Linked DNA regions of Homo sapiens: region 2 is linked to region 1. The links are chromatin contacts, found by Hi-C or POLR2A ChIA-PET in ENCODE. All regions are on one chromosome and are shown on one strand. Each heading gives the region's core, a stretch centred on a gene start or an enhancer-like site at or near the end of the contact. The rest is flanking DNA. Distances are from core to core; before and after follow the strand shown.

Region 1 (7,474 bases), core at 4,975-7,474:
TGCTTCTCATTAAAGTAATTTGTAAAATATTACTAAATTTGCAGTTTTAGCATAGGAAGACCTAAAGGAATAATGTGAATTACTTACACATTTTATTGGCCTATGATAAAAGACAAGCTAAATCTCACCATTTGAGTAGTATATTTAATTCTGATTTTCCTATTGTCTAGCCTTAGAACAGTATCCCTGGATGGTAGATCCTGTTGGGATGTTGTATTTGAAAGAGATATTTTTGGATGTGACAGTTATAAAGGTAGTTCAGTGAACATTGTTCACCTAGGTGTATTCTGTTTTTTGTTACTATTCTTGGTGGTAAAGTCCATCAGAGTTGAGATTTTGGTAACAGTTTTATGGGGAGAACGAAAAAATGATATAACCAGCATATTAGGAGTAGCTATACCCAAATATGAATTTTTTTCTATTTTCATTATATTGTTTGAAAGGTCAAAATACTGATTTCATTATCTTTATTTCTGCATTTATCCTTTTAAAAAATGGGATTTGTATTTGTCCATTCTTACGCTTCTATAAAGAACTTCCCAAGACTGGGTAATTTGTAAGAGAAAGAGGTTTAGTTGACTCACAGTTCTGCAAAGCTGAGGAGGCCTCAGGAAACTTAAATTAATAGCAGAAGGGGAAGCAGACACCTTCTTCACAGGGCATCTCCCACCAGATCCTTCCCTTGACAGGTGGGACTTAGGGGGATTACAATTCAAGATGAGATTTAGGTGAGGACACAGAGCCAAACCATATCAGTATTTTAGGCTATTATATTCTTATAATGAGTGAGGATAATAAAGAGGCTGGCATGACTGTTTTTCCTTCCTCATTGTGGTTTAACAAAAGTAGCTGTCTCAGAAAATTGTAAAAATATAAGATATTCCTTCATATTTATTTATGACCAGCTAGAACAGAATATAAGGAAAAATGTATAACTTTTTCTCCTATAATTTTGAACAGCAGTTGAGGTTGAAGAAATTTAGAATGCATGTTCTTTTTTTGAATCCCAACTATCATATTTTGTCCTAATTTTTTTTTCTTACATAATTGCCCAACTGTCTTGGTTATGGAAATATTCTTTTTAGAAGAGCTTTGAGGAAATAATACCTTCATTGCTTTTGTTATAGGTGTTAAAATAGCATTTGCTGTTACTCTGGAGACAGTGCTAGCCGGTCATGAAAACTGGGTAAATGCAGTTCACTGGCAACCTGTGTTTTACAAAGGTAGGAAGAAAACCATACACATATCCCTTACTCCAGTTAAATCTTATGGCACAGTAAGCTGACCAAATCAAGTGGAGAATTTTTTTACTGTGATTAGAAATCTCAAATACATGACATTTTCAAGTTGACAAAGTATAATACTGCATTCCTGGTCTGCTGGACACTCAGTTCCATTGAACATTGAACTCCTAAGTGGGAAAAGTGTAATTCCTGCCATGATGCTGAAACTACCACACCCCCAGTAACTTTTTATCTTAAAAGTTTCCACTTGATTATTATGGGATTGAAGAAAAACTGACTTTCAAGCCAACTTCACTGGATCCTTTACCCTCAGTAATAACAAAGTTGGTACCACTGAAATACATTATTTATGAGAAAGTAAGACTGTTACTCCTTCTTTCTTTTGCCATTTATCTCCATTTATAGAGTGACAGTTCTGTGCATGTTCAGGCTGGTGCTGGGTGTATAGCTAGGTAAGGCATAGCCTCACATTCTTCCCTGGCCTCTTCCCCAAGGCAATAACAGTAATAATTAATTCTTAGGCAAACTACCATTCACCTCTTCCTTACATTATGCTATGTTTGCTGTAATTTAAAAAACAAAAAAAATTGGAATTATAGATATTACAGCTTGCCTTTTTAGCTTACCGTGTTTTGGAGCTGTATCCACATTGATTTGTGAAGCTCTAGTTATTTGTTTTTATTGCACGGTAGTAGTCTGTTGTCTGAATATACCACAACCCATTTATCTCTTCTTCTAATGGTAGACATTTGTGGTGTTTGCAATTTTTTGCTATTACAAATAATGTGCAGTGAACATCCTTGCAGTACCCATGTTGTTTGTTGTTTTTTTCTGGTCATCTACAAACATGATGATTGTTGATCACCTAAAGGGATTAGGTTTTATTTTTTAGATGGTGTCCTACAGCAGCCAGTGAGATTATTATCTGCTTCCATGGATAAAACCATGATTCTCTGGGCTCCAGATGAAGAGTCAGGAGTTTGGCTAGAACAGGTAAAAATGTTGGATATTTAAGGAACAGAAAATTAAGTTTTGAACTCTGTATTTAAATCCCAAGTCTATATTGATAGACCTGCAAATTTTCACTGTGTACATTAAAATAGTGGGAATTTAACAGTCTCTGGAATCAGCGATTTCTGTTGTGAGAAACATAGACTATTGATTAAGAATTGTTTTCTGTCTGTTATTGTACAGGTTCGAGTAGGTGAAGTAGGTGGGAATACTTTGGGATTTTATGATTGCCAGTTCAATGAAGATGGCTCCATGATCATTGCTCATGCTTTCCACGGAGCGTTGCACCTTTGGAAACAGAATACAGTTAACCCAGTAAGAAAAGAGTGTTTAAATAAAGCATTTCTAATCAAATAGAGTACATTCTAGGTAAATAGTATTTTGCTTATAACACTCTACAGAAACATAGTAGAGGCACTTGAAGTTCAAGTGACATAACTTTTTTCTGTAGACATTGTTAAGGTATTGAAATTTGCATGTAGGTAAATTTGCTACGTAAGTGCACTGTATTCCTTTAAGCTATAGAATTTTTTAATGATAATTTTTCTGAAATGTGTAGCTTTCCTGTCTTCTTAAAAAGTTAACATAATTGGATATCTTGTTGGACTGCTAGATCCCTATTATTGAATGAATGTCAGTCATTTATTGTGACTGACGTTCAACACCTGGGCATGGTGGCTCTTCTCAGCAACTTGAAAGGCTGAGATGGAGGATTGCTTGAAGCTAGGAGTTTGAGAACAGCCTTGGTGAAAGAATAAGACCCGTCTCCAAAAAAAAAGAGGTAGTCTTCTCCCTTTAGTCATGTAACTGTCTCTCTACAGCATTCCTTCTCTTACTTTGTAATCTGATTTGCTTCTAATCTGCTTCTAGCTTGGGAAAATTAGATAGCAAGAACGGAGTGGCCAAGAGCACAGGCCCTTGGAGCTAGACAGCCTGGGTTCACTTACTAGCTATGTGTCCTTGAGGACATTAGTTAATCCCTGTCTCAGGTTCCTCATTTGTAAAACATGGGTAGTTTTTTTTTTTTTTTTTTTTTCTTTTAACAGGATCTTACTCTGTCATCCAGGTGTGATCATAGCTCACTGCAACCTCATTCTCCTGGGGTTAAGCCATCCTCACGCTTCAACTTCCTGAGTAGCTGGGACTACAGGTGCACCTCACCACACCCAGCTAATATCTAAAATTTTTTTTATAGACACAGGGTCTTGCTTTGTTGCCCTGCCTAGTCCTGAACTCCTGGCTTCAAGTGATCCTCCCGCCTCAGTCTCCCAAAGTGCTGGGATTACAGGTGTGAGCCACTGCATTTGGCATGTGGATTGTTAATATTACCTACTGACAGTTTTTGTTTGTTTGTTTGTTTGTTTTGAGACCGAGTTTTGCTCTTTTGGCCCAGGTTGGAGTGCAGTGGTGTGATCTCGGCTCACTGCAACCTCCACCTTCCGGGTTCAAGTGATTCTTCTGCCTCAGCCTCCTGAGTGGCTGGGATTACAGGTGCCTACCACCATATCTGGCTAATTTTGTATTTTTATTAGAGACGGGGTTTCACCATGTTGGCCAGCCTGGTCTCGAACTCCTGACCTCAGGTGATTCTGCCCCTCCCCCCGCCTCAGCCTCCCAAAGTGCTGGGATTACAGGCGTGAGCCACCGCACCTGGTCTACTGGCAGGGTTTTTATGAGGCTTAAATGAGTTAACATTTATATGATATGCAAAACAAGGCCTGGCACATACTGGATGCTATGTAAGTGTATTTTATTTTATTATTATTGTTGTGTTTTTTATTAACACTTACTTTTTTTTATAAAGTATATTGCAAAGGAAACAGAAGCAGAGACGTGTAGGGTGAGGTATGGGAGAAGGGGTGCCAAGCTCCCATGCCCTCCCTGGCTGTGCCGCCCTCCAGGAACCTCCATGTGCTTAGCTATTCGGAAGCTCCGAAGCTCCCTGAACTGTGTCGTCTTTGGTTTTTATGGCAGCTTCATGACGTCAGCATTTTTTCCCCCAGGGTGGAACCCTCTCATGGTCAGGTTTTTGTTTTTTTTTTTTTGAGATGGAGTCTCACTCTGTCACCCAGGCTGGAGTGCAGTGGCGCTATCTCGGCTCACTGCAAGCTCCGCCTCCCGAGTTCACACCATTCTCCTGCCTCAGCCTCCTGAGTAGCTGGGACTACAGGTGCCTGCCACCACACCTGGCTAATTTTTTGTATTTTTAGTAGAGACGGGGCTTCATGGTTTTAGCACCTCGTGATCTGCCCACCTCGGCCTCCCAGAGTGCTGAGATTACAGGTGTGACCCACTGCGCCCAGCTGGTCGGGTTTAAGACACACAGTCAAACAGGTGGGGAAGATTAGAGGCCTGACCCTGAAGCCTAATATACCCAATTTTGTAGGTGAAGACTGTAACAAGGGCTATGGGAGTTTTGAGCCAGGAAGTTTTGTCAGAGAAAACCAGTGTACTTAACACCTCAGGCCATGGATCCCTCAGGCCAGGGATCCTTTACATCAAAAAATATAGGCTGGGTGTGATGGCTCATGCTGGTAATCCCAGCACTTTGGGAGGCCAAGGCGGGAGGATTATTTGAGCCCAGGAGCTTGAGGCCAGCCTGGGCAACATAGGGAGACCCTGTCTGTACCAATAATTTTAAAAATTAGCCATGGGCTTGCAGCCCTGGGTATCGTTGCAGGCGCCTGTGGTCGCAGCTACTTGGGAAGCTGACGCAGGAGGATTGTGTGAGCCTGGGAAGTTGAGGCTGCAGTGAGCCATGGTTACACCACTGCATTCCAGCCTGGGTGATAGACCAAGACCCTGTCTCAAAAAAAAAATGTGTATGCACACACAGTCAATAATTAGTCCAGTCCATCATACTGTATGAATGTCTCCCAGGCTGAGGCCACTCAGGTTTGCAGATTTCCTTCAATCTTGTCAGGTTTCAGAAGGAGTAGCCTCAGTCAATATTATATACAACTTCACTTTTTCAGGCATCTGGGATAATTAAGCTAAGAGACAATGTCATCTCTTGCTCTTGAGACTCTTATGAGTTGTTAATGTGATATTGAATTTTCCTCAATGACCCATTTATTCATTTCTTTACTCTCAGCTGCTATTTCTCCTTCTCTCCATTAATACCCAAAGCTTTTCATCTTTGAAAGGCACATTAGAATTGCCATTGTGTTGATCTAGATTGCTGGCAGTAATACAAGTCAAGCAAGTAGCTCCTCAGTCTACTACGTTCAGACAGGATAAGGTTAGGTAGGTGCAGAACTAGTGAGCTATTTTTACCACCAGGCAATGTAGCTGTTTTCACCATTAGCCCTAATTTTGCTAGATGGGGTGAAGGTACAACCGTACAACCCATTCCCGTCATGCCTTAGGAATTTTGATACAAGACTTAGAAACATAGTTGCAGGGTTTTTTGTTTTGTTTTGTTTTTTTTTTTTTTGCTTAGAAATCATCCCTGCTGTTCCAGTACTTGTTGTTGCAGGCCTGGTCCTGGACCACTGCATCAGGTAGAGGAGAAAAAATAAATTAAAAAAAAAATTTTTTTGAGGCGATTTGGGGAAGAAAGAAAAAAAATATAGTCATTTTACCAGTGTATTCCTCCTTTGGTAAGAACCGCATAGTCATACCAGCATCCTCCCCAACCCCCTTCCCCATATCAACAAGAAAAACAAAAAATCTAGCAGGGACACTCAAGTTCCACTCATGTTGAGTGTGAGTACACACTCATGAAGGTGTGTAAGCCAGCCCTTCATGCTTTTATCTCCCCTTATTTTAGACAACCGATGTTTCAATCGTCCATTTCTACTTCTCTGTCAAACTGTGACTCTAAGGAGGAGATATCTCTACCCATTGTTGGACATTATGAGCTGTACAGTGTATCTTTGGTCTGAAGAAATGATGGTCGGCCATCCAGATCTATTTAATATCTTCTGTTCTGGTTTTTTTATGGCATGTTGAGCATTTTCATCTTTCATTTGATAAGCAAAACCTACTACACAGTCAGTTTCAGTTCCTGTCAAGACCCATTTATAGCTCCCCAGGTCTACTAGCATCAGTCTTACTTGCCAGCCATGTTCAGGGCCTTCCCACCAGAGTCTGCCCTGTAGCCATCAGCAGTCTCTGTTGCTGACAAACAGAGCAGTTCTTTCTGGCATTATGTGCCTTGGAATTGCCATCTACTAACCCAGCAGCTCTTGAGAGCTGTTCATCTGACACTGCAGAATCCAGCAGTTTTTCACACAGTTCCAGTGTCAGTTCTAGGGGAAAAGAAACTCCTTGCTCAAGGGTATCTCCTCCTTCCATTCTCCAGGTAGTATAAAGCATTTCCGTTTTATTATGGAACTCTTCCGGACACTGCCATCCCCATTAGAATGTTTCTCTGACATCACTGGAGACAGTATGGGTGTTTCAGGTGTCATAGGGATAGCTTCAGCTAATGTTTCATAGCAAGACAGTAAATGCCCCTCAAGTGGAAATACTCTAGTCCAAACCCCAGTAGTTGTTGCTGGGAGCTACTCAGAAGCTTTAGCCATAAGCTCGAGGAGCTGTTTCACAGAGGGTGATGAAGTGGAGAATTTATCCTTCCCAGCACTCTAGCTTCTACCCTGCATTGTGTGGTTCAGGCAATTCTGCTGGTTCCCATTTAGCATATCCAGTTAATATTGCTTGAAGGTCAGATTTACATGCTTTCTGTTTTACAGTACCAGGTAGGGGAAACATTCCCCAATCAGACACAATGTTCAGCCCCATGATACAATCAGGTAAAAGAGATGCAACCACTTCATATGAAGTGTGTTCAAATATGCCAACTTTCATAATCCTATTAACCCTTAGATTTTTATGTTCTGTTTTCAGGAACTTCACCCCCAGACCATTTTACCCTTTCTTGTACAAAAAGCTTTGGGTCCCTTGCTGCCAAGGGTTGAGCCAAAGGACTCCAGCCCTTTTGTCAGTAGTTTCCCCCCCTATTGCCCCACGCCAGATCAGATTTTTCACTGTAGTCTCTGCCTTCCAGCTTTTTTTTTTTTTTCTCTTTTTTTGAGACAGTGTCTCACTCTGTTGCTCAGGCTGGGGTACAGTTGTGCAGTCATGGCTGACTGCAGTCTTGACCTCCTGGGCTCAATCGATCCTCCCACCTCCACCTCCCGAGTAGCTGAGACTACAGGCAGGCACCGCCATGCCCGGCTAATTTCTATTTTTTGTAGAGACGGGGTTTCACCATG
Region 2 (6,755 bases), core at 3,976-6,475, 62 kb after region 1:
GAATTACAGATGTGCACCACTACGCCCGGTTAATTTTTGTATTTTTAGTAGAGACAGGGTTTCACCATGTTGGTCAGGCTGGTCTCAAACTCCTGGCCTCATGCGATCCACCTGCCTCAGCCTCCCAAAGTGCTGGGATTACAGGCATAAGTCACCATGCTTGGCCAATGGTAGTTCTGTTTTAAATTCTTTTAGAAATCTCCAAACTGTTTTCCACAGTGGCTAAGCTAATTTACATTCCCACTAGCAGTGTATAAGTGTTTTTTTTTATCCACAACCTCAGCAGCATATGTTAATTTTTGACCTTTTAATAGCCATTCCAACTGGTGTGAGATGGTATCTCATTGTGGTTTTAATTTGCATTTCTCTCATGATTAATGATGTCGAACATTTTTTTCATATGCTATTGGCTGCATGTATGTCATCTTTTGATAAGGGTCTGTTCATGTTCTTTGCCCATTTTTAATGGGGTTCTTTGTTTTTTGCTTATTGATTTAAGTTCCTTATAGCTTCCAGATATTAGACCTTTATTAGATGCATAGTTTGCAAATATTTTCTCTCATTCTGTAGGTTATCTGTTTACTCTGTTGATAGTTTCTTTTGCTGTGCCAATGTTCATTAGTTTAGTTAGGCTTCATTTGTCAATTTTTCCTTTTGTTGCAATTGCTTTTGGAGTCTTCATCATGAAGTCTTTGTCAAGGCCTATGTCCAGAATGACATTTCCTACATTTTCTTCTAGGATTTTTATAGTTTCAGGTTTTACATTTAAGCCTGTAATCTGTCTTGAGTTTATTTTTTTATGTGGTGATAGGAAAGGGTCCCATTTCAATCTTCTGCATATCTATAGCCAGTTATCCCAGCACCATTTATTGAATAGGGAGTCTTTTCCCCATTGCTTGTTATTGTCTACTTTGTCAAAGATCTGAGGGTTGTAGGTGTGCGGCTTTATTTCTGGGTTCTCTAACCTTTTCCGTTGAATTTATGTGTCTGTTTTTGTACTAGAACCATGCTGTTTTGATTACTGTAGCCTTGTAGTATAGTTTGATGTCATGTAGTGTGATGCCTTCAGCTTTATTCTTTTTGCTTAGGATTGCTTTGGCTATTTGGGCTCTTTTTTGGTTCCATATGAATTTTAGAATAGTTTTTTTTTCTAATTCCATGAGAAATGACATTGGTAGTTTGATAGGAATAACATTGACTCTGTAAATTGCTTTGGGCAGTGTGAACATCTTAACAATACTGATTGTTCCTATCCATGAGTATGGAATGTTTTTCCATTTGTTTGTGTGGTGTGTGATTTCTTTTAGCGGTATTCTGTAATTCTCATTGTAGATATCCCCCCTGGTAAGGTGGATTCCTAGGTATTTTATTATTTTTGTGGCTATTGTAAATGGGATTGCATTCTTGATTTGGCTTTCAGCTTGGTCATTATTAGTGTATAAAAATGCTACTGATTTTCATGCATTGATTTTGTATCCTGAAACTTTACTGAAGTTGTTTATTAGTTCTAGGAGCCTTTGGGCAGAGATTATGGGATTTTCCGGGTATAGAATCATGTTATCAGTGAAGAGAGATAGGTTGACTTCTTCTCTTCCTATTTGGATGTCTTTTATTTGTTTCTCTTGCCTAATTGCTGTGGCTAGGACTTCCAGTATTATGTTGAAAAGGAGTGGTGAGAGAGGTCATCCTTATCTTGTGCCAGTTTTCAAGGGAAGGGCTTGCAGCTTTTGCCCATTCAGTATGATGTTGGGTGTAGTTTTGTCATAGATGGGTCTTGTTATTTTGATGTATGTTCCTTGGATTCCTAGTTTGTTGGGAGTTTTTAACAGAAGGGATGCTGAATTTTGTTATAAGCCTTTTCTGTGTCTATTGAGATGATCATGTGGTTTTTGTTTTTAGTTCTGTTTATGTAATAAATCACATATATTGATTTGTGTACGTTGAACCAGCTTTGCATCCCAGGAATAAAGCCTACTTGATTATGGTGGATTAACTTTCTCTTCTTCTTTTTTTTTTTTCTTTCTTGGAGACAAGGTTTCACTCTGTTGCCCAGACTGGAGTTCAGTGGCATGATCTTGGTTCACTGCAGCCTTGACCTCCCTGGCTTAAGTGATCCTCCCACCTCAGCTTCCCGAGTAGCTGGGACTACAGGAACATGCCACCATGCCCAGCTAATTTATTTTAATAGTTTTTTATTGTACAGGTGGTTTTTGGTTACATGGATAAGTTCTTTGGTGATGGTTTCTGAGATTTTGGTGCATCCGTCACTTAAGCAGTGTACACATTGTACCCAATATGTAGCCTTTTATCCCTCCCCAATCCCACCCTTCCCCCCTGAGTCCCCAAAGTCCATTATATCATTCTTATGCCTTTGCATCCTCATACTTTAGCTCCCACTTATAAGTGAGAACATATGATATTTGATTTTCCATTCCTGAGTTATTTCACTTAGAATAATGGCCTCCAGCTCCATTCAAGTTGCTGCAAAGGCCATTGTTTTGTTTCGTTTTATGGCTGAGTAGTATTCCATGTTGTGTATATACCACATTTTCTTTATCCACTCATTGGTTGATGGGCATTGAGGTTGGTTCCATATTTTTGCAATTGTGAATTGTGCTGCTATAAACATGTGTGCGTGTGTCTTTTCCACATAATGACGTTTTCTTTGGGTAGATACCCAGTAGTGACACCTGGCTAATTTTTTGGCATTTTTTGTAGAGACAGGGTTTTGTCATGTTGCCCAGGCTGGTCTTGAACACCTGAGCTCAATTAATCTGCCCACCTTGGCCTCCCAAGGTGCTGCGATTACAGGTGTGCACCACTGTACCCGGCTGGATTAGCTCTTTAATGTGCTGCTGGATTCTATTTATTAGTATTTTGTTGAGGATTTTTGTGTCTATGTTCATCATAGGTATTGGCCTGAAGTTTTCTTTCTTCATTGTATCTCTGCCATGTTGTGGTATTAAAATGATGCTGTCCTTATAGAATGAGTTAGGGAGTCAATCCACATTTGTTAAACCCTAGATTTCCCAAACAAAATTCATTTCCCAAGGAATCTTTTTCTCCACTTTTCTGAGTAGCCATAAACTTTCTAAAGAATACTATTGGGCAATATTCTTCTGGGGGAGATGTCGGTCCTCACTGGTGTTCAGGGCAGACACTGTACAGCCACAGGTGGTCTCTTGAGTATGGCAGCTGTGCAGACCCCTTGCCCCCACTGCCCTCAGCTGTCAGTACTGGCAGAACCAGCCCTGACACTACTAAGAAGCACAATATTTTAAATGCTTTTGGAGGGGACAAGGTGGAAAATGCATCAGAGGCAAAAGGTTTGCCTTCTTAAATATGTTATTCTAGGTCATTGGTAACATAAGTTTTATTCTTGAATCAAAAGTAAATGTGCCTGGGTGCGGTGGCTCACACCTGTAATCCTAGCACTTTGGGAGGCCGAGGTTGGTGGACCACCTGAGGTCAGGAGTTGGAGACTATCCTGGCCAACATGGCGAAACCCTGTCTCTACTAAAAATACAAAAATTAGCTGGGCGTGGTGGCACACACCTGTAACCCCAGCTACTCAGAAGGCTGAGGCAGGAGAATCACTTGAACCCGAGAGGTGGAAGTTGCCATGAGCTGAGATTGTACCACTGCACTCCAGCCTGGGTGACAGAGCAAGACTCTGTCTCAAAAAAAAAAAAAAAAAAAAAAAAAAAAAAGTAACTGTGTGTGCTGTGGCAGTGGCATGGGATTGGTAGTGGAGAAGAAGCCTCCAAGAAGAAGAATCACCAGGGTGTGAGGCTGCCTGTGTGGGTGTCTGGGGACTCTCATTCCCCAGGGCTAGACACAGGATGAGTTTCTCCCTCTGTGCCTTGGTAGAGGAAGCTCATTGTGTGAATGGATTCTGTGGCTAAGGCATGACTAACTGTGCCAGTTCAAGAAAGTGCAGTTACGGTTTTTTCAGGTTCAGGGAACTTCACGATATGGGAATTTCCACAGGGATTTTGGTGGCCTTCGGAAACATCAGCTGGGTTTGGCTGTCTCTTTTTCATCAGGGGATGTGTAAAGAATTTAGCTTCCTATGAGAAGGCTTTGTGTTCTTGTTTTGGTATATCCAGGCTTCTAATTTTATTCTCCCACTGTTGGAAGTCACTGCATGGTGATTAAGAGCAGGGACTCAGAGTCTGTCTGCCTCTTGCCAGCTCTGTGAACTTGGGCAAGTTAAGTTCTCCAAGACTCTGTGAAATGGGGATAAAAATATACCCTGATTATAGTGTTGATATGAGGATTAAATGAGACACAATATATACATCCCTTAGCACAGGACCCAGAAGAAAGTAAGTGCTCAATGAATGTTGGGCACAAAGGCTCCCGGGCTGGGAGCCTCCAGGGCATTGTGGCTGGGCCTGTTTCTCAGTCCTCCCTGAATGCTGTGCTCATCCTGCCATAGAAAACAACCTCCTTCACCTGGCTGGGCACAGTCTGGGCCTGTGTGGGATTCCCCAGGGCTGAGGGCAAGAAGAGACTGATGCATAAAAGGGAAATTAGGACAAAGGGTAAGTGTGGCTGCAACAGCATCTTCTGCTCACATCCTCTCCTGCCATGAGACTTTGACACTCCTCCATGGAGGGCTGGGGATCTGTGGGTCTTCCCCTAGAATCTGGGCTGATCTGTGACTCGCTCATAGCTAACAGAGTGCCGGGAGGATGACACTGCATGGCTTCTAAGGCTAGATCAGAAGAGATGATGCCCTATTGGCTTTGTTCCCTGGGACACTAGCTTTGGAGCCTGGAGTTACGCTGTCAGCTACTGTCTCGAGCCCTGAGGCTGCTGTGTGTGCTGCAAGGATGCCAAGCCACATGGAGACGCCAAGCTCAGGACTGTGGCTGGCGGTCCTAATTCTGAAGCCCTTCCAGCCTGTGGACCAGAAAGACCCAGGAGTAAAGGAGTCTCCAGATGATCCCAACCCCCAGATGCCAAACTACTCCCAGACTTTGAGTCTTCCTAGCTGAGACTCCAGACATTTTGAGACAGACAGGAGACATCTCCTCCATGCCCTGTTTAAATTCTTCCCACACTGTAGCCATGAGCTGCATAAAATGGTTGTTGTTTTATTCTCCCTAGTTTGGGTGGCCTACTTCACAGCAAAAGTAACTGGAATGGTGAATATGGGGGAGTGGGTGAGGGGCAGCCACGGGGACTCTAATTCAGCCTGGTGGGAGCTGGACGGGGGTCGGGGGTCTCCCTAGTAGTTGCCTTGTGACGGGAAACCTGACCTGGAGATGGAGTTGGCCAGGCCCAGTAGAGCTGCCAGGACTCACCTTAGAGCTGGGAAACTCCTGAATTCACTAGCAGGTCTGCATGCCAGTGGGCCATTAGCCAAGGGTGAAGGAACAGAATTGTTCATCTGAAGCCCCTCAGTTCAACCCAGAGAATGGCTTCTTCTCACACACCAGAGGAGATGGCCAAAGTGAAGACTGCCGTGGTCTTGATAAGGGTCTGTGGGAGGCATCGTTGCCCAGCCAAGATCCCTGGCTGACCACACGGTGACCTCTGGCCACCCCACATGTGACTTCCCAGGGAGAAAAATTCAAAGGCTCACTCAGCTGAGCAAGATGTGTTTATTTTCCTGAATGCAGTTCAGTGACTCCTCCTCCTGAATTCAGCCTGAGCCCCCAGGGTGAGGACTCTTACTGGGCCCCCAGGCCCTTGGGGAATGGAGTACTTGATTCACAGCCTGGAGGAACTGGAGCAAACATCCCAGGGGCTCATGTGAATGAGAACCACCTCCCAGAGCCTTCAGAGGGCAGGAAAGAGCTTTGGGAACTTCTGGACTGAAAAGCAATTCTGTGATTAAACCGAAAGTTGGAGAAAGTAGGAAAAGCAAATCAATTATACTCAGCATGGACACAGTAACACTTGGAGTCCAGGCTGCGAGCTGAGGCGGGGCTGCTCGGAATAACACTTCGCGGGGCCTGCTCTGTGGTCCAACCCTGTGCAGCTGATGCCAAGAAGCCACTGTCTCCAGCCCCACTGAAACATTTTATACAACGTTTAACCTGTGATAAATCATTTTAGAGGACAATTCCAGGCTTGTATCATCATTTTATTATTAGGAAAGAGAGGTCCAAATCCTGATCTGAATCTCTCAGAGTAAAACTGCACGTTGGTAATGGCTCATTCCATGTTACATTAAATCCGCAGGTGGACAAAATGGCCAGTCTTTACAACATCCACCTGCGAACTGGCTGCTTCTGTAACACTGGGGCCTGCCAGAGGCACCTGGGCATAAGCAACGAGATGGTCAGGAAGCATTTTCAGGTTGGTACAGGGCTCTGCGATCCAGACGCTGGTCAGCGAGACCCAGCAACACCTGTTGCTGCCTGTGTGTCTGGGGTGGGGGCTGCTGCTGCATACTCATTTCTCCACGCCTACTCTGTGCATGTACAAAGGAAAAGGAATACAAATGGAAAATGCTTCAAGAAGGCCGGGTGCGGTGGCTCACGCCTGTAATCCCAGCACTTTGGGAGGCCGAGGCAGGTGGATCACCTGAGGTCAGGAGTTCGAGACAAGCCTGGCCAACATGGTGAAACCCTGTCTCTACTAAAGATGCAAAAATTAGCCAGGCATGATGGCATGCGCCTGTAATCCTAGCTACTTGGGAGGCTGAGGCAGGAGAATCGTTTGAGCCCAGGAGGCAGAGGTTGCAGTGAGCCGAGATCGCACCATTGCACTCCAGTGCCTGGGTGACAGAGCAAGACTCC

What was found. Hi-C counts contacts between places; a loop is a spot of excess contacts on that map. ChIA-PET counts read pairs that join two places held with the same protein, here RNA polymerase II (POLR2A).
Region 2: a loop to region 1 is called in a map of CD4-positive, alpha-beta T cell, with 2.9 times the contacts of the local background. The contact joins two enhancer-like sites. A Hi-C loop is called at or near these places in 2 of 168 maps with a recorded cell type or tissue (CD4-positive, alpha-beta T cell and psoas muscle). POLR2A ChIA-PET finds 5 or more read pairs at or near these places in 3 of 52 experiments (BJ, HCT116 and activated CD4-positive, alpha-beta T cell).

Annotation. Positions count from the first base shown.
Region 1 is chr18:36,143,812-36,151,285 of GRCh38, forward strand. ELP2 (elongator acetyltransferase complex subunit 2) reads left to right here. Exons shown (of 22, transcript NM_018255.4): 9 at 1,128-1,223; 10 at 2,137-2,237; 11 at 2,439-2,570. Among named protein-coding and RNA genes, the nearest start is that of ELP2, 18 kb to the left of the region's middle. Within about 2 kb of position 6,225, at least 3 of the 41 ENCODE cell types and tissues checked have a DNase peak (open chromatin) inside an H3K27ac peak, as active enhancers do.
Region 2 is chr18:36,207,171-36,213,925 of GRCh38, forward strand. It overlaps MOCOS (molybdenum cofactor sulfurase), which reads left to right. Exons shown (of 15, transcript NM_017947.4): 7 at 6,196-6,312. Among named protein-coding and RNA genes, the nearest start is that of MOCOS, 23 kb to the left of the region's middle. Within about 2 kb of position 5,226, at least 3 of the 41 ENCODE cell types and tissues checked have a DNase peak (open chromatin) inside an H3K27ac peak, as active enhancers do.